2 separate regions of the Homo sapiens genome follow, and region 1 is linked to region 2. A link is a loop called in an ENCODE intact Hi-C map of the cell type or tissue named here. Cell type or tissue: right lobe of liver. All regions are shown on one strand. Links, peaks and the distances in the headings refer to the core of each region. The heading gives the core; the rest is flanking DNA. Region 1 overlaps KNG1 (kininogen 1). Region 2 has its middle 8.3 kb from the start of FETUB.

Evidence for each region. Peaks named below come from ENCODE experiments on the same cell type or tissue, not always from the same donor. Only the 100,000 strongest peaks of a DNase experiment are listed, where the experiment ranks them.
Region 1: a loop joins it to region 2, with 2.7 times the contacts of the local background. A loop is called at or near these places in 3 of 110 quality-filtered maps.

Annotation. Positions count from the first base shown.
Region 1 is chr3:186,726,519-186,742,800 of GRCh38, forward strand. KNG1 (kininogen 1) reads left to right here. Exons shown (of 10, transcript NM_001102416.3): 5 at 719-826; 6 at 5,027-5,111; 7 at 5,984-6,156; 8 at 12,581-12,688; 9 at 12,810-12,896; 10 at 15,004-16,282. The coding sequence ends at 15,813. Among named protein-coding and RNA genes, the nearest start is that of KNG1, 17 kb to the left of the region's middle. In right lobe of liver, for the core only: no CTCF peak of the experiment used is centred there; a DNase peak (open chromatin) is centred at 6,663.
Region 2 is chr3:186,623,985-186,640,266 of GRCh38, forward strand. It overlaps a transcript of FETUB not described here. Among named protein-coding and RNA genes, the nearest start is that of FETUB, 8.3 kb to the right of the region's middle. In right lobe of liver, for the core only: a CTCF peak has its summit at 10,316 (motif pointing right); DNase peaks (open chromatin) are centred at 7,394 and 10,417; H3K4me3 peaks cover 478 bases; H3K27ac peaks cover 1,342 bases.

The sequences.
Region 1 (16,282 bases), core at 3,198-11,197, 100 kb after region 2:
ACCTCAGGTGTTCCTCCCGTCTCGGCCTCCCAAAGTGCTGGGATTACAGGCATGAGCCACCACGCCCGCCCCTCCCAGACTTTTCTGATAGTTGACTGGGTCTCTTGTATTTCAGCCTCTTATTATGAGTGATTCCCTTTGGTTAGTAACATTCTCTGCATTTAATAAACCTTACAACTTGCTTTCATGCGAGCATGCTTTACTCAATTATGTCCGTATAGTGCTATCAGGGTGGGAGAGGCCCAGAATAAAGTAGAAGAAATCTTACTACTTGGTAACCTGGGAGCCTGAGGACCCAACAGTAAAGACCACTCCCCTCTAAAGTTTTCTTTATCCGTCTAGAAGGGCATTATTATTTTATGAAATTCAGTAAACATTTCTCTCTGCAGCCTGGCAGAGGAAATATTGTTAGGATTCACTTAAGGAAATCCATGTTCCAAAACTGGCTGAAAAATAGAAAAATATATATATTGCTTGTCATTTTCAGATGGCTAGCGGTGTATGTGTGTGTGTGTGTGTGTGTTTGTGTGAGAGATATGAGACTCTTAAGGTGCTCAATGTTTATTCAGCATTTTTTTGCCTAGTAATAATAATATTTTATATTTCTTGGGCACTTATTATATTGCCACACTGTTTTCTAAACTCCTCATAACATTCATATCCCACAGCGAATAATGTTTAAACTGCCCTTTAAATATTCAATCTGAAATTGTTTCAGGTGGTGGCTGGATTGAACTTTCGAATTACCTACTCAATTGTGCAAACGAATTGTTCCAAAGAGAATTTTCTGTTCTTAACTCCAGACTGCAAGTCCCTTTGGAATGGTGTAAGTAGGCAAAAATTTAATGATAAAGTTCTTAGCATTTTGTTTACATTTTGTGGTAACTATCAAGCTGGGTGGGAAGACTGTCACGAAAAGTTTAGATGACATTCAGCAATTCATATTCACATTTACTTGGGAAGACTAAAGCTCACGTCACTGGTCAAGCTGCCTTACCTAACTGGCCAAAGAATCTGCACAGCTAGCAATAAGTATTTTTTTATAACTTTATTTTATTTTATTTATTTTTTGAGACAGGATCTCAATCTGTTCCCCAGGCTGGAGCACAGTGGTGTGATCTCATCTCACTGCAGCCTCCACCTCGCATGTTCAAGCTATTCTCCTGCCTCAGCCTCCCAAGTAGCTAGGACTACAGGCGCCAACCACCACGCATGGCTAATTTTTGTATTTATAGTAGAGACAGGGTTTTACCGTGTTAGCCAGAGTGGTCTCGAACTCCTGACCTCAGGTGATCCGCCCACCTTGGCCTCCTAAAGTGCTGGTATTACAGGCATGAGCCACCGTGCCTGGCCAGCAATAAGTATTTACAGAGCATAACCAGGGACTACGAATAGATAAAATGCTTGAACGGTCAACTGTATCTTTGTTATGTCTCCACACTTTCCCATTTCCTTTTCTTCCCCAGGTGCTCAATGCCCATATGGTGTTCCCTTGCTCTACCCAGGGTTATTCTTCATGTCAAACTTTTCTCTGTTTGTTTTCTCATCTTCCCTTCCCTACCTTTATCTTTAATAAACAGACCCTGAGTCTCTAGCCCTTAGTGGTCCTTCTTAGCATCGTATCTTGTTATCTGAACCAAAATTATATTAAAATGGTATATCTCAAGGTAGTAGTAGCTAGCGAATGTTAAGATGGCGAAGACATGATATGTGCCCAGGGATGTTTGCATTTGAGCAGAAGACTGTGCTTTAGCCAAGGAAATGCTGCAAGTCCTTTGATCTAGTAATTCTGCTTCTAATTCATTTATATGGGAAATCCAGACCATAAGATGTTAATGTCAGTTGTTTTTTAATAGAAAAATATTGTAAACAAATAGTTTATGCAACATTACAGAATGGTTAAGTAAATTACAGTATATCCATACAGTAGAATATGATACAGCTATCAAAAATTTTTAGTTTTTAGTGACATAGTAAAACGGTTACAATGTTAAGTAAAAAACAAAAAAAGTGGGATACAAAACTATACATACGGATTTATTTAAATATGTAAAATAAATGTAAATACAAAAAGTGATGGAAAACAAATTATGACAAAATATAGAATGTAGTTAACTTTCAGTTGGAATTGTGGGTGCTTTTTCTTTTTTGAGAAGAGGTCTTGCTCTGTCACCTTGGCTGGAGTGCAGTGGTGCGATCTCGGCTCACTGCAACCTCTGCCTCCCAGGTTTAAGCAATTCTCATGCCTCAGCCTCCCTGAGTAGCTGGGATTACAGGCGCCCGCTGCAACGCCAGGCTAATTTTTGTATTTTGGGTACAGATGGGGGTTTTGCCACGTTGGCCAGGCTGTTTTCGAATTCTTGATCTCAGGTGATCCACCCACCTTGGCCTTCCAAAGTGCTGGTATTACAGGTGTAAGCCACTGCATCCGGCCGCTTTTTCTGATTCTTTATATTTTTTGGAAGTTTTTGATATTTCCCGAGTTTTCTAATTGAGCATGCATTTATTTTATAATTGGAGAAAAAAGTAAAAAGGACACTATCAAGAGAGTAAAAATACAACCCACAGAATGAGAGAAAATATTTGCAAATCATGTATCTGATAAGAGTTTAACATGCAGAATATATAAAGAACCTCTTTTTGTTCATAAAATAACAAGTATTAGAAAGGGCATGGAGAAATTAGAACTTTTGTACATTGCTGGTAGGACTGTAAAATGCTGCAGCCATTATAGAAAATAATTTGGCAATTTCTGAAAAACTTAACTATAGAATTACTATGTGACCCAGAAGTTGCACTCTTAGGTATATGCCCAAAAGAACTGGAAATGCATATTCAAACACGTGTTTATACATGAATTTCTATAGCAGCAAAATTCATAATAGCCAGAAAGTCAAAACAACCCAAGTGTCTATCAATAGGTGAATGGATAAACAAAATGTGCTATTATATATACACAATGAAACACTGTTCACCCTTTAAAAAGAATGAAATTCTGATACATGCTACAATGTGGATGAAGCTTGAAAATATTATGTTAAGTGAAATAAGCCAGACACACACAAAAAATATTGTATGATTCCACTTATATAAAACACCTAGAATAGGCAAATTCAGTCAGAGACTATTGGAGTTGCTAGAAATGTAATGTAGGCTTTTCTTTTTTTTTTTGAGACTGAGTTTTGGTCTTGTTGCCCAGGCTGGAGTGCAATAGCGCGATCTTGGCTCACTGCAACCTCCGCCTCCCGGGTTCAAGTGATTCTCCTGCCTCAGCTTCCCGAGTAGCTGGGATTACAGGCATGTGCCACCACGGCCGGCTAGTTTTGTATTTTTAGTAGAGATGAGGTTTCTCCATGTTGGTCAGGCTGGTCTCGAACTCCCAACCTCAGGTGATCCGCCTGCCTCAGCCTCCCAAAGTGACTTATCACACAGCACCTGGCTATGTTTGTTTATTATTCTTTTTTCCCCTCACTTCTGGAGACCTAGGCATAGGTCTTTCTATTTGTTTGTTCTATTTGTTTGTTCTATTTGTTTTTCTCCCTCTGTTTTTAAATTATGAAATCATGTCGAGTCAAAAATTAACTTAGAATGCTGTTCTAATAACATTATATGGAATTCTCATTTTTGTTATTTTGTTTTTTTTTTCCTTATCCAAGAAAGACCCTAACTTTATTGGCAAGCATGTTTATATTTCCAAGTATATTGTTTTTGTTTGTTTAAACATGTTATGAATTTTTAGAGATTATTTTTTCTTTTTGGTGCTGAGGTGAAAGAACATACCCTGTATTGTTTCTGCTTTGTAAAATGTATTGGATCTTTTTGTGACCTGGTGTAAAAACAATTAAAAATATTTGTATGATACTGGCCGGGCACGGTAGCTCATGCCTGTAATCCCAGCATTTTGGTGGGTGGATCACTTGAGATCAGGAGTTCGAGATCAGCCTGGCCAACATGGCAAAACCTCATCTCTACTAAAAATACAAAAAAATTAGCCGGGTGTGGTGGCAGACGCCTGTAATCCCAGACACTTGGGAGGCTGAGGCAGGAGAATCACTTGAATCCAGGAGGCAGAGGTTGCAGTGAGCTGAGATTGCGCCACTGCACTCCAGCCTTGGCGACAAAGAGAGACTCCATCACAAAAAAAAAAAAAAAAAAAAAAAAAAAAATATATATATATATATATATATATATATATATACACACACACACACATATATATATACACATATATATATACACATATATATATACACACACACAAATACATACAAATTAGTATGATACTTATGAAAGTATCATTTAAAATCATATGTAGCATATGAAAATACCATTTAAATAAATCTTTAATATGTTATTCAAATCTTCTATGTTCTTGTTTATTTTTTATTCACTTGCCCTGTCTTAGATTTGTAATTGCATACTAAATTTTCCCACCATATTATTTCTATCCATTTCTATTCACGTGTAATTTTTTCTACTTTAGGTATTTTGATTCCATGCCTTCTGGTCTATGCTTTTGAAAAATAAAATGATCATTTTTACTACCTTTAGGAATGAGTGTTTTGTTCTCGTGAATTTTACTTTGTCCAATATTACTAATACTGTAGTTCCTGCTACGTTTATATTTGTCTCACGTAGCTTTGTTCATCTGTTATTTTTAAGCTTTATACATTGTTTTTATCATAAGATGATTCTTGAAACTGTAATACATTGATTTGGTGTTTTAACAGTGTGAAAGTCTTACCTTATTTTTTTAGAAATTTACCTTTTTACTTACATGGCTGTTATTTCTGTACTAGATCTTCCTGCTTTCCATGTGCTCATGTATATGCATGTATTTGTTGATGCTATTGATACTATTACCTTAGTATCTCTTTTGCAGTAAGACTATGTTTTGCTTCTTTCTTTTTTTTCTATGCAATGATTTGGAAAGTACACGTCCTATTCTTCAATTTTACTAGTTGTTTACTTTTAAGACTCTAAAAAATGTTTTTAACTGAGCACTTATATGCTTTTTAAAAACCAGGATACCGGTGAATGTACAGATAATGCATACATCGATATTCAGCTACGAATTGCTTCCTTCTCACAGAACTGTGACATTTATCCAGGTAAGGAATAACACATGTTGGCACCGCAATAGAGGAATAGTGGTCCCAGACAACTGGCTGAGTCTTTTCCTATAAGTTGGGTTTTGGTTCCCGTGATATACTCCAAAGTCTGTGTAACCTGCAGACACAGATGCACCCCTTGATGAGAACACTGTACCCCTTCGCTGCCCAGTTGTGCTGCAGCTCAGACTGTTCTTGTCAGAATGGTTTATGAAGACAGAAGGGAAATGTATGACCCCTGGGCAAAGTTGGCCTTTGGGTACAATGCCATCTGGTCTCTCTTCTCTGTAAGTTGTCCTTAAGTCAGATGTTGTAAGTTGAAGAGACCTGTATTTTATTTCTAAGCACTCAGAACAAAACCCTTTCAATTAAGGTGGTTTTTTCCTGCATGTTATAATGGGAAGAAATGGAGATAGTGTGAGTTTGTGGTCAGGTCAGTGTTTCTTATAACAAGGGTGTGCTTTTCTCATAGTTGGAAAACGTTTGTATGCGTTCCATGAGTAGTCTGAAGCTGCCTGTTCATCAGAACCATAGCACTTAAACTTTTCTCATGAGAGTCACTCCTTTAAATTAAGCATTGCTTTTTACAGTTTCCATCAAAAATGCAAAAATTCAGGAAAAGTGTAGCGTTTTGTTGGAGTTACTCGCACTTTCCTATTGAAAATGTTTCCCTAAGTACACTGTGCTCTGAGGAGGAGAAAAGAAGAGAGGCAGGAAGTGAAAGTCAGACAGACAACCTTCCCCCACTCACTACTGGGCCTGGGCTCCCATGTAGCCCCTTATACATGTGGATGCTGGTTCTTGTGCAGGAGGGATGCTAGGCCAGGCTGCTACTTCAGTGTACATGTTGACTTAAAACCTGATCCTTTCAGGGAAGGATTTTGTACAACCACCTACCAAGATTTGCGTGGGCTGCCCCAGAGATATACCCACCAACAGCCCAGAGCTGGAGGAGACACTGACTCACACCATCACAAAGCTTAATGCAGAGAATAACGCAACTTTCTATTTCAAGATTGACAATGTGAAAAAAGCAAGAGTACAGGTGTGTAAACTATACTACAAAAGCAGTAACACTATAGTCTATGTGCAAATTGCTGACTAATTTTGCCACTGATCTTGGCTCTGGATTGGGAAACCATACATTTGATAATGTGATTTGGTGCATTAGATTTGGTAAATTAAGTGCCAATCTCCCTGTATGCTTCATCCCGGACAAGTATTTTACAACATTCTCTCTGTTTTCTATATGTAAAGGACTGAGGTGAGGATCAAATAAGTTAATATATGTCAAATCACTTTTTCAAACTCTAAAATGCTATATAAATACAATAGCAGCTGGGCGCGGTGGCTCACACCTGCAATACCAGCACTTTGGGAGGCCAAGGCGGGTGGATCACAAGGTCAAGAGATCAAGACCATCCTGGCCAACATGGTGAAACCCTGTCTCTACTAAAAATACAAAAATTAGCCGGGTGTGGTGGTGCACACCTGTAGTCCCAGCTACTCCAGAGGCTGAGGCAGGAGAATCGCTTGAACCTGGGAGGCAGAGGTTGCAGTGAGCCGAGATTGCGCCACTGCACTCCAGCCTGGCAACAGAGCGAGACTCTGTCTAAATAAATAAATAAATAAATAAATAAATACAATAGCAACCATGATATAATTAATAAAATTCAGGGCTAGGGCCAGGAAGACTTACGCTATGTCTTTCTGGACTCATCTCTCATTATAACATCACATAATGTCTTGGGCTCAGCCATATCAGTCAATCCATCATTGCCAAGGCTCCACGCTTTCTTGCCTCCATGTCTTTCACCTACTGTTCTCTCTGCCTGGGATCCCGCTCTCCTGCAAATGTACCCTCTGGGGATTCATCTCTCCTTTCATGCCCTATCAATAGAAGACTGACAGGAGTGTCTTCTGGGAGTCAGGAGACTCAGTTCCACCATAGCATCTGCCGCTCACATCCCAGATCACTCTGGGTGGTCATTCAAACGTTCTAAGCCTTTGTGGCCCCGTCTGTAAAATGAGTGACTGTATTAGAAGAGCCTACATTTTGCCGGGCAGAGTGCCTCATGCCTATAATCCCAGCACTTTGGGAGGCTGAGGCAGGCAGATCACCTGAGGTCAGGAGTTCGAGACCAGCCTGACCAACATAGAGAAACCTCATCTCTACTAAAAATACAAAACTAGCCAGGTATGGTGGTACATGCCTGTAATCCCAGCTACTCGGAAGGCTGAGGCAGGAGAATCACTTGAACCCGGGAGGCGGAGGTTGCAATGAGCCGAGACCGTGTCATTGCACTCCAGCCTGGGCAACAAGAGCAAAACTCCTTCTCAAAAAAAGAGAAGAGCCTACATGTCTAGCAACTCCAATAGTCTCTGACTGATGTCATTATGGACAGACCCCTATTTTAGAGACTAAAAATTGGCTTCCCTAAATACAAGCTAAATAAAAATAATCAAAATAGAGCCAAATTGTTACAGCAAGCCAACATAATCCTCATAATCTGGTGAAAAAATTCTCACTAAAAAGTTCATACTTTTGGCTCAGAATTGAATTTCTAGGAATCTAAAGTAGGAGTCTTTATATACAATGATATTCACTGCAGTTTTAAGTATAACAGCAAAAATAGTAAACTGTCAAAATGATTAATATGAGAATGATTAGATCATGTCTGGCATATCCTCAGAATAGAGTGTTAAGCAGCAACTTAAAAGCATCTTTGTGCGGAGCTCTTGATATGGGGAATGTCTTGTGTTATAATATTCAGTGAAAAAAAGGAGGCATAAAATTGAATATACATGATGTTATCAGTTGTGTTATTTTAAAGTACAGAAAATAATGTGGGAAAAAAAAGTGGCTCACGCCTGTAATCCCAGCACTTTGGGAGGCCGAAGTGGGTGGATTGCTTGAGGTCAGGAGTTTGAGACCAGCCTGGGCAACATGGTGAAACCCCATCTATAATATTAGGTTGGTGCAAAAGTAGTTGTGGTTTTTGCCAAAGTAATGGCAAAATCACAATTACTTTTGCACCAACCTAATAAAAATTCCAAAATTAGCAGGGTGTAGTGGTGCACACCTTCAATCCCAGCTACTCAGGAGGCTAAGGCACAAGAATGGCTTGGACCCGGGAGGCGGAGGTTGCAGTGAGCCGAGATTGTGCCACTGCACTTCAGCCTGGGCGACAGAGTCAGACTCCACCTGGAAACAAACAAAAAAACGAATGCCTCATAGTCATAGTGGTGATTTTTAGGTGATGGAATAACACTACTTTAATCTTTCTAATTTTCTGTATTACTTTTGTAACTGAAAAAAAGTAAACAAACTAGATTAAAGTAAATCAAAACTGATACTTTGATCTCTCTGCTACTTGAGCACTTGTTTCTATCCCAGACACAACCACCCTCTCTCTCTGATTTCATTGCCATATGACCACGTTAGGTTTACTTGAAAGGGACGCCAATCTATGCTATTCATGCTTTTTTCAGCTTTAACTTCTCACTTTATATTTCTGCTTTCTTGTGAAATTATTTTATTCTTTTTTCGTTGTTGTTTTTTAAGAGAGACGCGGGCCAGACATGGTAGCTCATGCCTGTGATCCCAGTACTTTGGGAGGCAGAGACAGGAGGATCACTTGAGCCCAGGAGCGAGACCAGCTGGAGCAACATAGCAAGACCCTGTCTCTACAAAAAAAGAATTAAAGGCCAGGCGTGGTGGCTCATGCCTGTAATCCCAGCACTTTGGGAGGCCGAGGCAGGTGGATCACCTGAGGTCAGGAGTTCGAGACCAGCCTGACCAACATGGTGAAAAACCATCTCTACTAAAAATACAAAAATCAGCTGGGTGTGGTGGTGGGTGCCTATAATCCCAGCTACTCGGGAGGCTGAGGCAGGAGAATCACTTAAACTCGGGAGGCGGAGGTTGCAGTGAGCAAAGATCATGCCATTGCACTCCAGCCTGGGTGACAAGAGTGAAACTCCATCTCAAAAAATAATAAAAAAAAAAAAGAATTAAAAAATTAGCTGGGTATGGTGGTATGTGCTTGTAGTCCCAACTACTTTGGGAAGCTGAAGTAGGAGGATTGCTTGAGACTGGGAGGTCGAGACTGCAGTGAGCTGTGATCGTGCCACTGCACTCTAGCCTAGGTGATAGAACAAGACCCTTTGGGCAACAGAGCAAACAAAAAGAGAGAGAGATGGGGGTCTCACTATGATGCCCAGGCTGGACTCGAACTCCTGGGAGCAAGCAATGTGCCCATCTCAACCTCCCAAGTAGCTGGGATTACAGGCGCACACCAATGCACCCAGCTCCCTTATTCTTTATTCTGAATGTTGTAGGAATAGGCCACCATGTATTGTATGTCAGAGGTTTGCCATCAAAAACAGAACCACTCATTCTCAAGCATGAATATCTAGTCTTCTTAGTAGTTACAGTTTTCTCTGTGGATTAATGAATCAACATTCTAGTATGCATATGTGTCTACATTAAGGATGTCAGGGGGACACAAAGAGGTAACCCATCAGATAGCTGCCAAGTCAATCTGAATATTGCAAGAATTTCAAACTTACTTTAGAGAGATAAATCTTTACTAATTTTTGCATTTAAAGAGAGCAATTTGGTTGCTTGGACATAGTCACCCAAGGCAGCCTTGATGGAAGCAGCCAATTTACTGGAAATCAATTAAACATATGATGAATTTGCTAAAAGCTAGTCTCCAAAATGACCAATTTGCCAAATTGCTAAATATTTATAGTTTTAATCTTGCCTTGGGTTTGCACATTTAGTCCTGTTTGGATGCATGTTGATTCCACGTTGGGTTCATATTTCAGATATGAAACACTTCCTGAATCTTCCATTTTCACACATTAGTGATTACAGTTTCATATAAGTTTTATTTTGCCCTACCACCACTGCTGCTGTCCCCAAGGCTGTTGATGCTCCTGTCTGCCTCTGCTGAGATGAATAAACTTCCAAGATCTGTGTGTGCACATGCAGAAATTTTTCCTTTGACAAAGTCCTAGGAATGTCAAATAATATGTAGATATATAAGACTTGATGCAAATTGCCAGAATCACCAAATATTTGCAATGATGCCAATTTACATTCACATCACCTGGGTATAAGACACCAGTTGAGGCCAGGCGTGGTAGCTCATGCCTGTAATCCCAGCACTTTGGGGGGCCGAGGCGGGCGGATCACCTGAGGTCAGGAGTTTGGGACCAGCCCAGCCAACATGGTGAAACCTCATCTCTACAAAAAACACAAAAATTAGCCAGGTGTGGTGACACTTGCCCGTAATCTCAGCTACTTGGGGGCGCTGAGGCAGGAGAATCACTTGAATTTAGGAGGCGGAGGTTGCAGTGTGTGTCACTGCACTCCAGCCTGGGTGACAGAGTGAGACTCCGTCTCAAAAAATAAAAGAAAAAAGACACCAGTTGAGGATCTTAATTTGAATTCTCTTCCTACCAGCAGTGACTGAGGCTGCTTGATTCCTATGCCTGGCCAATGCCACGTATCATCAATTTTTGTTTTCATCTTTGCCTGCATGGAAGGCTAACAATGATGTCTCATTGCTTTTTTAATGTGCATGTTTTTGTTTATTAATGAAGTTAAACTTTTTTTTAGGCTTAATGACCGTTTTAACTTCTCTGAAATACCTGCTCATGGCTTTTGTCCATTTTTAGTGTTGGGCTTTATATTCATACAGACATTGATTCTATATCATAGTTTTCCCAGCTTGCCTTTCTACTTTGCTTATTGTGATTTTTCAGAAGCAGTTTTCATTTTTCTCTAGTCAAGTTTTAGTATTTTCCCCTTCCTTCAGATTTCTTTCCTCTGCTTTTCACCTAAGAAAGGCCTTCCTCATCCTGGGTTTTGGTGAATATTTATTTATTTGTTTAGTTGTTTTTTGTTTGTTTGTTTTTGTTTTGTTTTGTTTCCCGAAACAGAGTCTCACTCTGTCACCCAGGCTTGAGTGTAGTGGCGTGATCTTGGCTCACTGTAACCTCTGCCACCCAGGTTCAAGCGATTCTCCTGCCTCAGCCTCCCAAGTAGCCGGGATTAGAGATGCTTGCAACCATGTCCGGCTAATTTTTAGTATTTTTAATAGAGACAGGGATTCATTATATGTTAGCCAGGACGGTCTCGAACCCCTGACCTCAGGTGATCTGCCCGCCTCAGGCCCCCAAAGTGCTGGAATTACAGGCAGGAGCCACTATTCCCGGCCAACACATTTAAATACTATGATTTAATACTAAATAATTTGGTTGAGAAATTGGGCCACAAAATATTTAATGGAAGATAGTGTTGAGTAGTGATTAAAACTGTTGCTAGAGATTAAAATAATTTTTTTTTCTTTTTGAGACAGAGTCTCACTCTGTCACCCAGGCTGGAGTGCAGTGGCATGACCTCAGCTCACTGCAACCTCCGCCTCCTGGGTTCAGGTAACTCCCCTGCCTCAGCCTGTCAAATAGCTGTCAAATTACAGGTGTGCATCACAAAGCCCATCTAATTTTTATATTTTTAGTAGAGGTGGGGTTTCACCACGTTGGTCAGATTGGTCTTGAACAGCTGGCCTTAAGTGATCCACCCGCCTCAGCCTCCCAAAGTGCTGGAATTGCAGGCATGAACCACCACGCCCAGCCTAAAATAATTTCTTAATATTAAAAATAGTAAGAGAACAATAAAAACCCCAAATAATTTTTCTAATTACAAAATTTAATCCACATAATTTCTATAGTAGTACTAACTCAGTATTTCACCAATTCAAGATTTGGCAGGACAATAAGGCATATTTAAAAACATTTTAAGTTTTTCTTCCTATTCCTGTTAGATTATTAGATATTACAACTTGAGCCCTTGAATTACTAGTGAATTTAACAGCTGTTGGACAATAAAACTCAAATAAATACATAAATAAATAAAAATTATAGGCCAGGCATGGTGGCTCATGCCTGTAATCCCAGCACTTTGGGAGGCCGAGGCAGGTGGATCACCTGAGGTCGGGAGTTCGAGACCAGCCTGACCAACATGGAGAAACCCCATCTCTACTAAAAATATAAAATTAGCCAGGCGTGGAGGTGGGCAACTGTAATCCCAGCTACTCAGGAGGCTGAGGCAGGAGAATTGCTTGAATCCAGGAGGCGGAGGTTGTGGTGAGCCGAGATCGTGCCACTGCACTCCAGCCTGGGCAACAAGAGCGAAACTCCATCTCAAAAAAAAAAAATAAAGAAAATTATAGCTTGCTTATTTCTTCCCCCACTTAGAAAAGGAAATGGGACCAACCGATAGCCAAATATTTTAAATATGCATGCCAAGCTTTAATGCCAAACGTGTACTTTTTTGTATGTAACTCTCTAAGTTGGTCAATTAAAATTTCAAGATTCTCCCTTAACATTTCTTAAAGATAAATGATTTATTATGCAAATATTTTTAAGCGTTTACTTTGTACTAATTAATTTTTCAGGTGGTGGCTGGCAAGAAATATTTTATTGACTTCGTGGCCAGGGAAACCACATGTTCCAAGGAAAGTAATGAAGAGTTGACCGAAAGCTGTGAGACCAAAAAACTTGGCGTGAGTAGTCATGCACCTGTCTACTTTTTCACTGGAAGCCTATTTGATGTTTTTAGAATCATTTGTTTAAATGTCTCGTGAATAACACTGTCTCTCTTTCGACTTCTGTTTTCATGGATAGCAAAGCCTAGATTGCAACGCTGAAGTTTATGTGGTACCCTGGGAGAAAAAAATTTACCCTACTGTCAACTGTCAACCACTGGGAATGGTATGATTCTAATTACAGTCAGCGTGGGGTCAGTTCTGCTCATTCTGAAAATCCATATTTGGGGGCTGAAAATGAACCATTACTGAAATGAATTGGGGAGCTATCTTTTTTAAATGGGGAGTAACTCTCACACTTCTGTGCTGATCTCTGTTTAATGGCTAGAAAGAAGAGTAACAATCCTCCTGATCACTTCTCACACATTGTCAGTGTCTCAGTGAAGCTTCTATAGACTCTCTCCTAGTGCACTGCAGTCCTGCTGTGGGGGAGCAACATTGGCTATGCCAGGTGTACCTGAGGCCAGATACAGCACTCCACTGCATTCTGCTGACATGCAAGGACCATGTGAAAAATGCATGGCTGGGCGCGGTGGCTCACGCCTGTTATCCCAGCACTTTGGGAGGCTGAAGCAGGCAGATCACCTGAGGTCAGGAGTTTGAGACTAGCCTGGCCAACATGGTGAAACCCTGTCTCTACTGAAAATACAACAATTAGCTGGGTGTGGTGGCGCCTGTAATCCCAGCTACTCAGGGGGCTGAGGCAGGAGAATCCCTTGAACCCAGGAGGTGGAGGTTGCAGTGAGCCGAGATCCTGCCACTGCACTCCAGCCTGGGCAACAAAGAGCGAAACTTTGTCTCAAAAAAAAAAAAAGAAAAGAAAAATTCAGACTCGCAAACCCCACTTCACAGCTACCGAATTTTAACCAGATCCCCAGGGGATTCATATGCATGAATCAAGTTTGAAAAGCATTCGTTGATGTCATCTTTCTTTTTTAAGTCTTAAAAGAACTCTGGGAGGTAGTAACACTTTCCCTATTGTCAAGGATGAGACACTAAAAATTAGAAAGACTCTGAGGTCCTGAGTGAATAATGACATTATCAAATGCTTCCTCTGTCCCAGGCACTATACTGAAGGTTTCACCCACATTTTCGAGTCCTCCTTATAACTCTGTGAGGCAGGTGCTGTTATTATTTCTATTTTACAGAAAGGAAAAGTGAAGCTGATGGCACTTGGATTCAAATCTTGGTCAATTCAGAGTCTACCCTTTCCATCACGATGCTGATTACCAGTAGGGTCTGGCCGGACTCCAATGACCATGTTCTTTGCATCACCAGACACTGCTTCCAATTAACACATTCTCACAGGTAGCAAAAGTGTAGGTAGAATTAATCCACAGATCGACATATTTGAAGCAGGTTACCTCTTTTCCCTCTTTTCTGATTTGGTCTTTTGTCATGTGTAGGTATGTAGATGGTGTAACACAAACATTGTCCTCAGGTTGCATTTCAAGCTTGCGAATATGTCCTAATGTGCTTCAGCACAACAAAGTGATCATGGATACATGCTCCCTATATATTCAGTTCATAAAGCCACTTAGGGCCTTTTAGGATAAAAGCAGTGATGGTGGTAATAACAGTAGTATCAATAATTAAATACTGTGCTCAGTAAAAACATAGGCTCAGAAGCTACCCTAGAGATTAGCTAGTTCAACCATCCAGATGAAGCAAAAACACTCCAGCTTATTTTACAGTTTTTTTTGTTGTTGTTTGGCTGGGTTTTTTTGTTTTTTTTTTGTTGTTGTTGTTGTTTGTTTTTTGTTTTTTTTGACAGAGTCACTGTCGCCTAGGCTGGAGTGCAGTGGCGCCATCTCAGCTCACTGCAACCTCCACGTCCTGGGTTCAAGCAATTCTCCTGCCTCAGCCTCCTGAGTAGCTGGGATTACAGGCATGTGCCACCATGCCCAGCTAATTTTTGTATTTTTAGTAGAGATGGGGTTTCAGCATGTTGGCCAGGCTGGTCTCAAACTCCTGACCTCAAGTGATCTGCTCGCCTTGGTCTCCCAAAGTGCTGAGATTACAGGTGTGAGCCACCATGCCTGGCTATTTTATGGTATTATTAACAACAATAATTAATGTCCACAAATTTTAAGATCAATCAAAAGACAAAAAAAATTATTCATCCTTTCTGGAATGTTAATATAGCATTTAAAATCTGGCAAACACCTCCCCCATTGTAAACTAAGATAACATTGCCAGATCTCAGTGTTTTTTTCTATCATCAATAGCATGATTTTTGCAGTAATACATTCATCTTAATATTTTCTGTTTAGATCTCACTGATGAAAAGGCCTCCAGGTTTTTCACCTTTCCGATCATCACGAATAGGGGAAATAAAAGAAGAAACAACTGTAAGTCCACCCCACACTTCCATGGCACCTGCACAAGATGAAGAGCGGGATTCAGGAAAAGAACAAGGGCATACTCGTAGACATGACTGGGGCCATGAAAAACAAAGAAAACATAATCTTGGCCATGGCCATAAACATGAACGTGACCAAGGGCATGGGCACCAAAGAGGACATGGCCTTGGCCATGGACACGAACAACAGCATGGTCTTGGTCATGGACATAAGTTCAAACTTGATGATGATCTTGAACACCAAGGGGGCCATGTCCTTGACCATGGACATAAGCATAAGCATGGTCATGGCCACGGAAAACATAAAAATAAAGGCAAAAAGAATGGAAAGCACAATGGTTGGAAAACAGAGCATTTGGCAAGCTCTTCTGAAGACAGTACTACACCTTCTGCACAGACACAAGAGAAGACAGAAGGGCCAACACCCATCCCTTCCCTAGCCAAGCCAGGTGTAACAGTTACCTTTTCTGACTTTCAGGACTCTGATCTCATTGCAACTATGATGCCTCCTATATCACCAGCTCCCATACAGAGTGATGACGATTGGATCCCTGATATCCAGATAGACCCAAATGGCCTTTCATTTAACCCAATATCAGATTTTCCAGACACGACCTCCCCAAAATGTCCTGGACGCCCCTGGAAGTCAGTTAGTGAAATTAATCCAACCACACAAATGAAAGAATCTTATTATTTCGATCTCACTGATGGCCTTTCTTAATTTAAGTGGCTATGGGTATTTCTTTCATACTTTATTAAAGTATCAATATCCCTCTCTCCATTGTCCAGATGAAAATATCCTGATATAATGCACCAAAAACCATGCAGCTTCGGAACAGTCTAAAGAGAAGTGGTGAGACTCCCAGTGGAGACACCATCAGTCTCCACGGACTGCATAAAATTGTGTGCCACAATTCTAACTCTTTTCTGAATCTTCTTCCCAAGTTTTCTAAACTAGCACAGTAAACAGACAAACTAATGTGCCGTATGGCCTGCTGCAATTGGCTTCTCTGATAACAAATATGTACCTTACAACATATGTCATGAATTTGCATACAAAGATTCTTGTCATTCTTAATAAACTGTGGCACTTGGTATTTGAATGTGTGTGAAAATAAGGGAAGTCAAGAGATTAAATGCTGAACTTATTAATGGAATAGAAATAATAAGGAGGCTGAGGCTGGAGAATT
Region 2 (16,282 bases), core at 5,371-13,370:
GCACTCCAACCTGGGCAACAAGAGCGAAACTCCATCTCAAAAAAAAAAAAAAAAAAATTCTGTACTAGTAGGCTGGCTAGTGAAATGATGTTATCTTCACTCCATTGACTACTTTGCAGAAATTTAAAATCATGTTTATAAAAAAGTAACAATTAAATGTTATTAAAAAGTAACAATTCATATAGAAAAACATTGATAATATATTTTGAAATGAAAAAAGTGGGTTATAAAGTGGTATAATCCTGAATTTCTAAAATTAATTTATATATGTAGACATATTAATATACACATACAGACATAAAAAATTACCAAGTAACAGGAAGAAAAACTAAAATACTAACAGTGGTTATATCTGAATTATGGAATAATGGGGAGCTGCTTTTCTTTGTTGTATTAATGCTTTGTCTTATTTCCTAAACTTTCTATAATGCTCAAGTTTTACTTTCGTAGAAAGATATTTTTATTTTGTTTGTCCAGAATAGGGGTTAGAAAACGTTTTAGTGAAGGACCAGATAGTAAATATCTTTGGTGTTATGGACCATGTGGTCTCTATTTCAATGCAACTCTGCTATTTTAGGAAGAAAGCAACTATAGCCAATATATAAATGAATAGGCATGGCTGTATTCCAATAAAACTTTTATTACAAAATTAGCAGTGAGCTGAATTTGGCCTTTGGCTATAGTTTGCCAGGGTGGCCTAGAACAGTGGAAATAAGGAGAAATCGAGTTGGGGGGAAAAATGGCAGTCAAAGAGTAGATCAGTTTCACATGGAGTTAGATGCTGGTCTCTGGTATCAAGCTGGTCAAGCGAGAAAGAAGTAAGGGTGTTGTCTGTACAGAAGATGAATCCATGTGAATAACGACAAGGTGAAGGTGGAGGGCAGGAGTATAAGCCAGGAGACAAAGATGTTAGCAATACAGAGAGGCCAGTAAGTCAGAAGATGGCAGGAACAGGAAGAGGAAAGTGTCTGCAAGCTAGGTGGCATGGTCCTCAAAGAAAAAGCGTTCTTTTGTTTTGTTTTGTTTTTGTTTTTGTTGTTTTCGCTCTTGCTGCCCAAGCTGGAGTGCAATGGTGCGATCTCGGCTCACCGCAACCTCTGCCTCCCAGGTTCAAGCGATTCTCCTGCCTCCTCCCAAGTAGCTGGGATTACAGGCATGCACCACCATGCCCAGCTAATTTTGTATTTTTAGTAGAGACGGGTTTCTCCACGTTGGTTGGGCTGGTCTCGAACTCCCGACCTCAGGTGATCTGCCCACCTCGGCCTCCCAAAGTGCTAGGATTACTGGTGTGAGCCACAACACCCGGCCGAGAAAAAGGGTTTTATGCGAGCACAGAGGACTAATATCCTGGAAGTAACATTGGAAAATGGGGAGGATACCAATGTTACTAAAAATAAGCATCCATTCCAGAGTTGTTATGGAGAAGTTGTGCTTGAGCAAAAGTGAGACTCAAGTTGAGCACAGAAAATGACTCAATTAGTAGGGCAGGTAGTCTTTTATCCACTATGGAATGGAAATTTCAGAAGGCACGGTGGAAGGATTTGGGCAAAGGAGGCATATCTGATGGTACAGCAAGTCGAGGAAGAGGAAGCAGAAAGCGAAAAGAGATGATACTGCTGAGAAAGGACAGACAACAAAAAGAGTTCTGTTTGAGGCATATCAAGCTTTCAGGAGCTAGGGTCCGGAATGAGTAGGCAGCAGCCTGCCTTGATCGTAGTTTGATGATTCAGGTCAAGACCAGGCCATGGGATGAATGAACTCTCAGGCCCTCAATACAGGAAGCAATGGCAATCTCTGGAGGATGGGAGGACTTTTCCGAACTGGATAGCTGCCAGCCCCGTTCTGGAATCCCATCTCATCCATAGCCCACATATAGCTATGTTTCCTTGGGTCTCCACTGAGACAAGCCATGGCTATAACTGGATTGGGCAATAATGTTTTTATCATCTCCATCTCATCCTCTATTGCACTCTCCATAGCACCTACTCCTGACTTTCTTTTTCACTTCACTACCTCTTGGTACACTGCCTGGAGGAAGGACTCAACAAGGCTTTACAAAATCTGTTCCCTCCCCTTCTCCATCCTATTTCCTTTAAATACTATGCTCTAACCAGGTAAGATCAGCTACTAGATCTTACTCGAACAAACCTGGGATTTCCTGTCCCTCTGTGACCGCATATTACTCTCTGTGTGTACTGCCTCTTGCCCCATTTCCCAACACCATAAGTCTAAATGCTACTTCTGCACCCACCTCAAATATCCTCTTTTTCAGAAGTCTTCCCCTGAGCCCCAACTAGGAAAACGTCAGCTTTTTCTGGACCTATTTTATGGTACAGAGGTCTTTCTGATCTGTTTTGCGTTTTTTGATATACATGTGGCAGCTTGTCTGGTCCATTTTAACTCTCTCCTCCCCTGCCTCAGCCACCTTCAACGACCCTGCTGATGGCCCACCCATCCAACATCTGCATCTCCTTCCATCTTGCCTTCTCTACCTCCACAGCGTTTCTGCCACCCCCTGGTTCCCTCAGTCACACCCTCATGGATAAGTGGTCCTCTTCCTGGATGGCAGACCTTGTGTCCCCCTCACTCTGCCCTCAGCCACCTTTTGTTCACCTTTGATTCACGCCTGATCAGCTTCACTGAGAGCATCAATCCCTCTGTCCTATGTATTGTTCAAGGTGTCAGACACTTCCTGGCTTCACTTCCTTGTCTTCTGGACCCAACCCCACATGGGTCATTTCAAAGATATTCATGTAAGCACCCTCTGTGGATCTTAACCTTCTGTCCTCCAGACCACATGCCTTATCGGGGCCCAACTCCAGCTGGACTTTCTCTCTGTTCCTGTTCCCATCCTGCGGTTCTCACTGAAGGGCTCTCCGGAGCGTGGCTTTTGATGCCCTGACAAAGGTTGTGCTCCATCCTCAGGCAGGATCCCCTCAGAGCCCCACCATTATTCTTGTCTCTTCATGGCTTCATTTCCCACTCCCCACAATGACTCAGCTACATATTTTCCCCTCTCAAATCCTAATCACACCTCCACATCTCAACCCTCAACAGATGAATCTCCCAGCTTCCAAAGAAAATAAAAGCTATTAGGTAAAAATTCCCTCCAATACATCTCTGAAGTCACCCACTCTCACCTCCTTCTCTCTGGCTCAGAGGAAGTATCTTTCTCCTCTGTTACGTTGGCTACTCCTCCCACCCTCACCTTCCCTGACCACTTCACCCTTCCCAGCATCCCTTCCACCTACACCAGCGTCACCCTTTCCACTGACCACACTCTCAGATGACACCCATGCTAAATGATCACTCTCCTCTGATTCTACGTTCCTCTCAAGCCATTTCCCTATTTCCCCCTTTGTTTTACTACCAATCCTCCTTTTAAAAAACATTTATTCCATGGTGTATATGTGCCACATTTTCTTAATCCAGTCTATCATTGTTGGACATTTGGGTTGGTTCCAAGTCTTTGCTATTGTGAATAGTGCCGCAATAAACATACGTGTGCATGTGTCTTTATAGCAGCATGATTTATAATCCTTTGGGTATATACCCAACATATACACCGTGGAATACTATGCAGCCATAAAAAATGATGAGTTCATGTCCTTTGTAGGGACATGGATGAAGCTGGAAACCACCATTCTCAGCAAACTATCGCAAGGACAAAAAACCAAACACCGCATGTTCTCACTCATAGGTGGGAGTTGAACAATGAGAACACATGGACACAGGAAGGGGAACATCACACACCGGGGACTGTTGTGGGGTGGGGGGAGGGGGGAGGGATAAAAAATAAATAAATAAATCTGTATTTCTAAAAAAATAAAATAAAATAAAAAACAAAAGCCAAAAAAATTGATTTCTAAAAATTTCTAAATGCGACGTTTACTAAAAAAAATTATGGAAAACACTGAGAAGTTGAAGGAATGAAAATAAATGCCTCCCACAATCCCATATCTCAAATACAAACACCATTAACATTTTCCTATATTGCGTTACCTTCCTTCCGCCTCCCACCTGCACCACTGTGCAGGGGTGCTTTATAAAACACAGCGTTGTGTCACGGCAGTGTAGTTTCCATTGCTGTCCTGCTTTGCAAGTTAACATTACAACTTAAACATTTTCTATGTCACTAAACATCATAAACATCATTTGTGATGGCTAATTGGTATTCATCAAATGTAGCCAAATTCAAGCTGGTACCACTTGCTGCACAACAGCCAGTAAGTCAAGAGACAAGGCACTGGGGCAAGGAAAGCAACTTTATTCTTACAGCAATATTTATTCTTTCTTTAGTCTTCTCAGCAAACTGAGAAGATGGGCAGACTCATGTCCTAAAAAGCCATCTTAAGTTAATATGCATTTCAGGCTCCTTTTATGTTAGAGTAAGGGAGAATAGGGAGGCGGTTGAGGTAAAGAAATAACCAATGACAGGCACCTGGGCGGCAGCAAGGCTCTGAGGAGGTGAAACTTCCTTGTCCTTGGCCAGGTCACAGTGCTCTTATAAATCTTTAACATGACATCGTTACTTGTGTGTACCCCCTTCTTTTCTCCTTGGGAGTTAGTTTTGGGAAGAGACTATTATCATCCTTGCTTTAATGTTAAACTGTAGGCTGGGTGTGGTGGTTCACACCTGTAATCCCAGCACTTTGGGAAGTCAAGGCAGGTGGATCACTTGAGGCCGGGAGTTTGATGCCAGCCTGGCCAACATGGTGAAACCCTGTCTCTACTGAAAACACAAAAATTAGCCAGGGGTGGTGGCAGGTGCCTGTAATCCCAGCTACTTAGGAGGCTGAGGCAGGAGAATCGCTTGAACCCAGGAGGCGGAGGTTGCAGTGAACCGAGATCATGCCATTGTACTCCAGCCAGGGCGACAAGAGCGAAATTCAGTCTCAAAAAAGAAAAAAAAAAAAAAGTTAAACTGCCAACTAAATGCCTCCCATAGTTAGGTTGGCCTGTGTGCAGAGATAAGCAAAAGCAGTTAACCTAAAAGATATCATTTTGGATGGAGTTGCAGGGAGATTGGGAGAAAAATGAAGTTAGTCGTGTTAAGCCTCCTTTTCACTGTTACCTAAATGGAAGTTTACTTAACCATTCTCCTGTTGTTGGACATTTAGATGGACACTTTTTCGTGCTTGTAAATGGCATATCAATAAATATTATTATGCATAAAAGCTTTCCTATATGTGTGAATACTTTCCAAGGTAGAGTCTCAGAAATATAACTAATATTCCAAAATAATATGAATATCTTACGACTCTTGACATGTATTGTCAAAGTGCTTTACAAACAGATTTTGCCAATCTACACTTCCAAAACCTGAGTGTGCCCATCTCACTGAACCTTTGCTATCACTTGGCCTTATCATTTCTCTCCCCTCAAAATACCAACGTATAACTGTCTCAGTTATTAAGAGATAACTTATCATCTCTTCATCACATCTCAATCCATTATACCTTGGTTCATATACACACCAGTGTAGTAAGATTATTCTGGCAAAGGTCATTGTTGACCTTCTTATTGTCAAAACCTTTGACCCAGTAATTTGTTTTTCCTTCTTATGCTATTTGGTCTCTCGCCAATGTTTGATGTTATTGCCTACCTCCTACTTGGAACTCTTTCTGCCTCCATCTCTTCCAGTTACCTCTAAAATATTAGGGTTCCTGAGATTTTCACCTTTATTTTTCTCACTTTATATGCTCCCATTGATAATCTTATCCACTCTTGTAACTTCAGTTTATTCTGTCTAGACTCCATCTCAAAAAAATTTATTTTATTTTATTTTTTGAGAGTCTTGCTCTGTCGCCCAGGCTGGAGTGCAATGGTGTGATCTCGGCTCACTGCAGCCTCTACCTCCCTGGTTCAAGCAATTCTCCTGCCTTAGCCTCCCTAGTAGCTGGAATTACAGGCATGCACCACCACGCCCAGCTAGTTTTTTGTATTTTAGTAGAAATGGGGTTTCACCATGTTGCCCAGGCTGGTCTCCAACTCCTGAGCTCAGCGAATCCACCCACCTCAGCCTCCCAAAATGCTAGGATTACAGGCGTGAACCACCACACCCAGCTTATTTTTTATTTTGAGACAGAGTCTCACTCTGTCGCCCAGGCTGGAGTGCAGTGGTGCCATCTCAGCTCACTGCAACCTCTGTCTCCTGGGTTCAAGCGATTCTCCTGTCTCAGCCTCCCAAGTAGCTTGGATTACAGGTGTGCACCAGCACACCCAGCTAATTTTTGTGGGGTTTTTTGTATTTTTAGTAGAGATGGGGTTTAGCCATGTTGGCCAGGCTGGTCTTCAACTCCTGACCTCAAATGATCTGCCTGCCTTGGCCTCCCAGACTGCTGGGATTACAGGTGTGAACCACTGCTCCTGGCCTTCTATTTATTTTTTTAAAGGTCTTTCCTCAACCTTGTATTCTTCTCTTTAATGTTTGTTTTCCTTCTATTTATAAACAAGATTTTATGAACAATGGTCTATACTTGCTTGTCTCCACTTCCTGAACTCCTATTCATTTTTTTTTTCACAGTAATCTGGCTTCTATCCCCACCACTCCTCTGAAACTGCTACCAACAAAGATCACGGGGGAACTTCTGGATCAAATGGATACATGTTTAGCCCTTTTTTATTCAAGCTCTCCATGGCATCTGACCCTCTGACCACGCCTTTCCTTTTTGAATGCAATCCTTCCTGGTCTATGGAGCCTGTCTTTCTTCTCTGCAGCCTTTCAATCTCAGACTCTTTTTCTTTTAGCTCCTCTTCCTCTGCTTCCTCCTTAAATATTAGTTTTCTCAGAGCTCCACCTCATTCTCATCTCATTGCCTTACCTGCCCTCCCAGAATGAGCTCACCCTCTCCCAAGATTTTAGCCTCCACCTCTGGCTAATGATGATCTTGCTCATCCCCTTTAAACCTTGAGTCCGTATACCCAACACATATTATGAGTCTCCACTTAGAGATCGCTCAGATTCTTCAAATTTAACAGCCTCAAACTCAGGTCCCCATCCCCTCCCCCTTCCAAATCTGCTCTATTCCTGTAATGGTAGCTCAACTCTTTGACTCGGTCAAATAACCTGAAAACTCTGGAGTCATTCTTGATCCCTCACCCTTTCTTGCTGCCATATTTTATGAGTCACCAGGTCTTGATTTCCTACATCCTCATTATATCTCGGATCCAGTCCTTCCTCTCTGTTCCCACTGTCACTTCCATCTTTTCAGCAGTGTCTCCTCTGACAGGATTTTCTCATTCACAACTGTACCACTCAGGGTTCAACCAGGTTTAGCATAACCAGGGAGGTATTATAGGGAACTGGCTTATGCAATTGTGGGGGCTGGATAAACAGTCCCTGTAAGGCTGTCTCTGTATCTGATGCTGGAGCCTGAAGTCCACAGGGCTTATGCAATTGTGGGGGCTGGATAAACAGTCCCTGTAAGCCTGTCTCTGTATCTGATGCTGGAGCCTGAAGTCCGCAGGGCAGGTGTTCAGAAAGAGAAGATGGATATGACGTAGGGGGAATTGACAGCAGATTGGAACCCACAAGCATGAGCTGAGACCCTACAAGGATGGACCGTCACCCACATCTGTTTTTGTTGCCTATGGCCTTGGTGATAAGGGTATCCTGAAGAAGCTGGGGCCTTTCATCGCTGCTACCTGGAATGATCTTTCTGAGAATCTAGTTCTTAAAACCTTCAGTGATTCCCCAGTACTTTTAGTATGCTATGCAAATCATTACAGCACAGAAGACTCTCAGGCTTTTGCCTCACTACTATTCCACGCTTAATCTTGTCATTCCCTCGCCATGCCTCTTCTCACCTCTTCCCTTCCACTTTCTAGCTCTCTCTCTCACACACACACACACACACACACACACACACACACACACACGTGCACACACACATAATATCAAGCTATAAAGAATTACAGTAGAAAAAAATTTACCCATAATATTTGGGGCCTGGTTTACTCAAAATTAACTATCTTAACTCCAGAAAAAAGAACACTTGAACAATTATGTTGTTACCTGCTAAAACATATAGAAGGCAATAATTGTCACAAATTTTACATTACAAGCCAGATATCTCAAATATCATGCGAGATTTCATATCAAAGAGTGTTGCCATGTTCTCATCAGGGAGGCTGTCCTCCCTGTTGTCACTGACCAGTCCTTGGCAGCCCTGTGGTGTCTGTTATCTTACACTCGAGCAAAGGATTCTTCAATTGTTACAATGCAGAGGATTGAAAACTAGGCACTTATTTATTCATTTATTTATTTATTATCTTTTTGAGACAAGGTCTCGCTCTGTCACCAGGCTGGAGTGCAGTGGCACAATCACGGCCCACTGCAGCTTTGACATCCTGTGCTCAAGTGATACTCCTGCCTCAGCCTCCCGAGTAGCTGGGTCTACAGGTGCATGCCATCATGCCTGGCCAATTTTTAAAAATTTTTTAAGAGATGGGGTCTTGCTATTTTGCCCAGGCTGACCTAGAACTCCTGGGTTAAAACAATCCTCCCAACTCAGCCCCACAAATTGCTGGGATTACAAGCATGAGCCACTGTGCCAGCTAGCTTTTTAATTTTTTATCCCCAACAACTAGCATAGTGCCTATCACAGAGCAGTTACTTCACTCACTGGAGAAGAACTTACGACATTACTTGAATGAAGGAACTTTCTTCTTACCCCCTAAACTCCTGATCCACCAGTCCATGGAGGAGCCCAGAAAGTCAAGCTTCACAGCCTCTCTCTGCCTTTTTTTAATTTATTTTATTTTATTTTATTTTATGTTATTTTTGAGATGGACTCCCACTCTGTTGCCCAGGCTGGAAGGCAGTGGCATGATCTTGGTTCACTGCAATCTCCGCCTTGCAGGTTCAAGCTATTCTCCTGCCTCCGCCTACCAAGTAGCTGGGACTATAGGCACGCGCCACCACACACGGCTAATTTTTGTATTTTTAGTAGGGATGTGGTTTCACCATATTGGCCAGACTAGTCTCAAACTCCTGACCTCATGATCTGCCCACCTTGGCCTCCCAAAGTGCTGGGATTACAGGCGTAAGCCACCTCTCCTGGCCTCTCTACTCTTTCAAGATAAGTTTTTGTTTACTGTGCTTGGAACATTCAAATGAAGATCATTTCCTAATGCTTTATCCACTGCTGGTGTGAAGGCTATTGTTATAATATTTCTGGAGAGCAATATGGCAAATTATTATAATTATTACTTAATTTTTTTTTTGAGACACGGTCTTGCCCTGTCACCCAGGCTGGAGTGCAGTGGCACAATGATAGCTCACTAAGTGCTCAAACTCCTGGGCTCAAGTGATCCTACCACCTCAGCCTCTGAGTAGCTGGGACCATAGATACATGCCGTCAAGCTCAGCTAATTTTTAAAACATTTTTTATAGAAATGAGGTATTGCTGTGGTGCCCAGGCTGGTCTTAAACTCCTGGCCTCAAGTGACCCACCCACCTTGGGCTCCCAAAGCACCGGCATGAACCATTGTACCAGGCCTAATATGGCAAATTATATCAGAAGCTTTATCATTAATTATTGCCCTTGACCCAGTGATTCCATTTGAGGCATTTGTACTAAGCAAATTATTAAGGATATGAACAAAGATCTACTCACAAGAATGTTAATTGCAACATTGTTTATAATAGCAGAGAATTGGAAACAATCTACCTGTCTATCAAAGACAGTTGGCTTGAAGAACTGACTCACCTGTCAACAGACTATTGTGCAATAATTAAAAATTAAACTGCAGAAGTGGGTTATTTTATATGTCAAGATGGTCAGGATCTATTGTTGGATTTTAAAAGCAAGTTACTATATAGTAAGTATACTACTACAGTATTTTTGTATAAAAATGCATGTGACATATGCATACAGGAAAGTCTGGAAGGACATCCATCAACTATTAACAGTATGGTCAGATATTTTTGTCTTTTTATTTGCTTTTTAATTTTCTGTAAGGTGCATATCACTTTGGTAATATTCTTCTAATGAGAAAAAAAGTTTAAATAACTTGTATTGAGTTCTCTAAGCCCTCCACCCAGCTCCATTCATAGTCATAAATACTTTTGGACCAAAAGAAAGAAGAAAACAATGACCAATTACGAAGACTTACTGTTGGATGGGCATATATCACATACATGATCTCATTTAGTCCCATAAATATGCATGTTGTCTCCATTTTTACTGATGAGAAAACTGAGTGCCAGAGAAAATAAATGGTAGTTGTGCCTGAAGTCACACGGCTAGTAACAGATCTCATCTAGCGGATCTACCCAACTATAAGCTCCAGCCCTTTCCACTACAGCACACAGCAGAGGGCTCTCCTGAGAGCACCCACCTCTGAGGCCATGGTCAGCACTGAGAAGGGTGAAAATAAATCAGTTCCCAGGGTCATTGTCCTCTGATGTAAGCCCACCAGAGGTCAGGGACCTTTGCGTTAGCAGAAGCTGGGTCGAAGCCACGGGGGTGTATATTGGCTTGTAGTTAATGGATAACAATGTATTTGTCTGAGTATTGACCCATGATAAACAACAGCAACCAATATCATGCACTCACTGTAAACACCTGGCCAGAGAGTCTTGGGCTCAACTCCTGGCTGGATGTGTGGTCTTAGGCAGGTAATTCAATTTCTCAGGATTTTGGTTACATCATTTCAAGAAAGTAGGGTTTGGCCTACTGACTCCCTAGGGACTCTTCAACCTCTAACACTTTATGATTCTTTGATGAGTTGCAGATATCATGCACTTTTCTCTTTATCCCTAAGTATCTCAGGGTCTAACTTTCTCTTACATAATCACCATATAGCTATCAAATTCACAGAAGTTAACATGTATACATTATTACATAATTTGCATTCCATATACAAAATCTGCCAACTACCCCATGATGTTCTTTAGAGGAATTTTAACTTCTTATCTCAAGAGCCAATCCAGAATCAAACTGATCACATGTTCATTTAGTTATGTAGTCTCTTTAGTCTCCTTCAATCTAGAACATTTCTCCAGCCTTTATCTCTCATGAATTGACATTTTGGAAGAGTACAAGCTAGTTGTCTTGCAGAATGCCCTTCAATTGGGTTTGTCTTGTCTTTCCTCATAATTAGCGTAGGTTACCTGTCCCCTCTGGAATACCATAAAAGTGATGTTGTGTCCTTCTCAGTGCATCGCATCAGGAAACACATGGTATCTGTCTGGCTTGTTATTGGTGATGTTGATTTTGATTATTTGGTTAAGGTGATGTCTTCCAGGTTCCTTTGGTATATAATTATAATTTCTCCCTTTACAGTTATTAAGTAATCTGTGGGGAGATACTCAGAGACTATGTAGATAACCTCTCCCATTTCAAATATTTACTCCCTAGTTTTAACATATATTGATGATTCTTGCCTGGATTTGTTACTACAATGATGATTGCAGAATGGTGATTTTTCTAACTATCATCTCTTCTATGTTTAGCAATTGGCATTCTATCATAAGCAACAAAAGCCTATACCTCCCAACAAAGCCTCATGGGATGAAATGTACGTACCTCACATTTAGCACAGCGCCTGGCATTCAGTAGGCAGGTGGTCGTGTTAATTCCCCTTTCCTTCTTTGGTCAGGGTATGGGTAGTACTGCTTATGATGGAATTTGGCAATAAAACTACCCATTGGGAGTGACAGCCATAAGAACCAGCAGCACTGGGTGAAGCAGTCCATCTACAGGGTTGCTGCACTCTCTGAGTTGGCTTGTAAAGATGTTGATGAGGTAATCTGGGAAGAGCCCAGGTCTGTGCAAAGTGTAGGGCAGCTCCTGCGAAAAAAGACTGTACCTAATTAAAGCTTAGCCTTCTGCCTATCACCCTGCCTTCAATTCAGGATTTAGGGTGTATGCCTGGCACTGGAATCCAGCTAACCACCTGTATTGTTACCAGGTGTTCTGAAGTGACAATGCAATCTGTTCGCCAGATATAAAAGGACAATCAGAGAGGAAGAACTTGTCAGCATTTGTCCAGCCCTGCTGGAGAGCCACTAGGAGAGGCATCAGTCTCCAGTACAAATTAACAAACCGGCTGCTGGCTTATGTATCAGTTGCCTATGCATAGGGTCAGTATACTCACCCCCAGGCCTGAACAACTCTGGGTCCTCAGGAACCCTGAAGGTGTGACTGGCAAAGCTGAGGCCCTGGCTCGGGAGCTGCTTCCCTGAGAGGACTGCGCCTACAGCATCCTTGACATCTTTTCATAAACCAGCACAACTGTGAGTATGAGATATGGCTTGAAGATCCTACCTGCCCCCTTCTTATCTTTTAGAATTTCTTTGGTGAGGTACTAAGGGCAAACTGCATGCCAGGCACTTAGTGTATAAAATCTCCCCTGGTCTTCACGTCCATCCTGTGGATTAGCTGTAGCCTCAGAGAATGTGAGAAACACATCCTTGGACAGACCTGATGAGTGGCGGAGCTGGGATTTGAACCCCTGTGCTCTTAGCCATACCGCCATAGGGATTTGTGGAGGAAATCCCACTTTTGATGCTATAAGGCAGATTTGCCCTAAGAATATTTTTGATTCCGAAAAGTGTTCTCTAAACATTTTGATTTTTTTCCACACATTGTCTAAATATGGCTGATAAAAGTAAGAGGAAGAGGGAGATTCCAAACATAGGATACTTCAGGAAGGAGTCAAGGAGAAACTGCCACAAGGTAGCCCTGAGGCTAGCAGGTGGTTTGGGAGCAGCAAATACTATCCCAATGACAGAGGAGACAGCTGCGAAAGTTGCAAGGACATAGAAAGTAAACGACGTGATTTACAGTTTTCGCCTTTACAGCTCCTGCAGGAAAAGTGAACGCTCTGTTAAATACGCTCCCTGCCTTGTGCCTCAGGCATACTCTGTTCTTCCTTCAAGCTCCAGAGTGAATGTTACCCCCTCTAGGAAGCCTGTCTTGACTTCCCCAGTAGAACTAGTTTCTCCCCTTGGTGCGTTCCTAGCATCCACTCCTTGAGGGCAAGAACCATGCCTTCTTCTCTGAAGCCACATAGGTTGGATGCAAACCCTGGCTGTAAGACCTCAGGCAGGCAATGTAACCTTTCTGTTCCTCAGCCTCCTTATCTGTACAATGGGAATAATAGTGGCACCTACAGGCCTCGGTTGGTCATGGGCTTACATGAGAGAAGGAACACAGAGTGTTTAGCACAGGGCTGGGCACACACTGAGAAATATCAGTTTCATATATAGTGCCGGGCTTTGGCAGTGGTTGGAGGAGATGTTCATTCAGTGTTTGTGGAAGGAAGAAAAGATAAAGGGAGGAAAGGGAAGAGAGAGAGAAACACAGCAACTAGCTGTAGAGACCATCATGTACCAGGCAGCTCCCACCTGGTATTTTGGAGCCATGGCTGCCGTCCAGTTTTGCTAAGTACACATCCTGTCCCCTTAGGCCAAGACTTGGTACCTAGATTTCTAATTCCCCAGATGCCTAATCACGTGTGCTGTGTCTCTCTCAGCTCTGCAGCCAACAATGTCTCACCTGTCTGATCTCTCCCTGTTCTCAAATCAATAATCCTAAGTCACTGCCCTGGATCACACCTGTGTCAGGAGGTGGGCAGGCCAGGGAGCCCCCTGCCTCTCCCTCCTCACTCAGGGAAAATCAGCCTTGTTTCTCCCAACCTGGTTCACCTGGCGATGCATCCATTCAAGTGTAACCAGAAAAAGGCCACTGGCAGAGTCACATAAGAATCTGCACCGTGGGAGACAAAGTGAGGACCACAGGGTACAGTCACAGCACTGACAGCTGTCCTTGGACATTGTCTCTGGACGTCCTGTGCACCAGGGCTGTGCTAAGCACCTTTGCATACTTCCCCTGTGATAAGTCCATATTGCAACCTCAGGAGATGGAGAATCCTGCTACCTTCCTTTTACATGGGAGGAGCCTGAGGCTCCCAAGAGCTAGACCTGGGCTGTCTGATAAGGTACCCACATGCAACTCTTGAGCGTCTTAACTGTGGCTACTCCAAATTGGGGTATGCCATAGTGTGAAACAAAGAATGTAAACTGTGCCTTTCATAATTTTTATGTTAATCACATATTGAAATTATAATATTTTGGATTGACAGGTTAAGCAAAATATTGTTAAAATTAATATCATCTGTTTCTTTTTACTTTTCGAATGCAGATACCAGAAATTTTAAAATTAAATATGTAACTTGCATTGTATTTCTATTAGACACACTGGATTCAACAAAACCTAGATTGATCTATCTCCACAGCCTTGTTCTTCACTCCTGAGCAGAAATTTAACTTCCATGCTGATACTAAAGTTGTTCCCATATGTGATGGGAACCAAACACAAGTGTACCTGGGTTGGGCTTCTAGGGAAAGAGGAACTCTATTCTCTTTCTACAGGCAGGTGCAACTGTGCATGTATACATATGCTGGGAGTGCCATTGTTTTATGAATAAGGAAACAAAATGCTGTGTGGCACACCCAGTGTCACAGGCCCTCTTACCGTGCAGTGGAAGAGGTGGAATTTAAACCCAAGACTGCCTGACACCAAAGGCTGGACTCTTCCCCTGCTTCCTCTCCCAGGGCTCCCATACTCCACAGCCTAGGAGAAGGCCAGCTCAGGTTGTTTGAGACTGGGTTGAAACCCAGGTGCATAAGTGGTGGTGCACGATTTCCATGTTATTGGATCTTTTTATCTGTTTGAGTCCTGCCTTTTATTTTAGTTGCACTCATGGCCTTCACCTATATAAGTCTAATATATTCCTCAGGTCCCAGACCATTCTCCTCCTCTTTGTTCTGCATCCTCAGGCCCCAGATCCTTCTCAACCTCTTTCTGTACGTTGCTCAAGCTCAATGAATGTTTGTCTCCTCACTGGCTGAAGCTAAACCTTTGTTGTGCCCCAGAATCTGAATGTCTGGTTTCTGTACCCATTTTGCTAGTATCGTTCCTATTTGAAAACAATGCCTACAGCCCACATCCACAGAGCTGGGATCTTTAGATTTGGGTTTTTCAATCAATCCTCAAAAACTATTTCTCTCCAGAAATTAATTAGGGCTGTGCCTCAGTTAGTTTTATGTAGTTATAACAGAATATCAGAGACCAGGGAATTTATAATGAACAGAAATTACTTTGGCTCATGGTTTGGGGGGCTGGGAAGTCTAAGATCGAGGGGCTATACCTGCTGAGAGCCTTCATGCTACATCATAACATGGTGGAAGGCATCACACAGGTGAAAGGAAGAGAGAAGGGGACCAAACACATCCTTTTATCAGGAACTCACTTTCAAGATAATGGCATATTCCATTCATGAGGGTGGAGCCCTCATCAGGATAGGATAATCCTCTCAGCATTACACAATAGCCACCACTGTGTACCAGCAAGCACACAGAAGGATTCAGCAGTTCCTAAACTTATTTGAATGCAGAATCCTTGGACAGGGACAGGAAGGAAGAGAAGGGCTAGGAGTAGGGAGAGAGTTAGGGGGTGGTTACTCACCTCATGGACTAGGGCTTTATAGAATGCCCTTCATGATAACCTCTTCTAGAGGCTTCTTTCCCATTTTGTCTCTTTTCTCTCATGACAAACTACTGCTGATATGTGTTTTTTGTTGAAATACAGTTTTTAAAAGATAATTGTCTTTTGTATGGTCCCAATAAGTAGAACCTTTCTGAATCACAAATAGAAGCTAAAAAAAAAAAAAAAAAAAGAAGGCAAGAGTCCCAACCAATGTGTTGCCACCCACCTGCCCTTCAGTATCTTTCTTTTAGCAAGAGTATGGGGCTTTAGTCTCTTAATGAGCTTGCTTCCATACATATGCATAAAAGGAAGAATAGGCTTGAAATACAATGTGAGAACTTTTTATATCTCTTTGACTTTTTCCCCTTAAGTAAAGTCATTGTTTAAAAATAACTTAAATGATGATAAGTAGAACATTTTCCACCCAGATGGCCAAAGTGCTTAAGGAATCTCAACTGTGCTTCTGGCAGATGACTGTGGGGTTCAACTACCTCCCTGATCTAACAAGGGCTTTGCACACAGAGTGTCAGCCAGGAAGTCTGAATTCACCAAGCACCACTGGGACATAAGATAACTATTAGAGTGGCCAAGGAGACCTCCACAGCAAAGGTGTTAGGGGAGAGGGGGAGAATGGGACAGTCCTCCATATTCCTATTCAGGAGGGGACCTGCAAATCAGAATCTAATCATAAGAGCCTTGAACAAATGTTATGATTTCTCAGGAAACAGTTGGGAAACTTAAATTCATTTGTATGTACAGGTGGATATGAGGTTGCTCAAGGG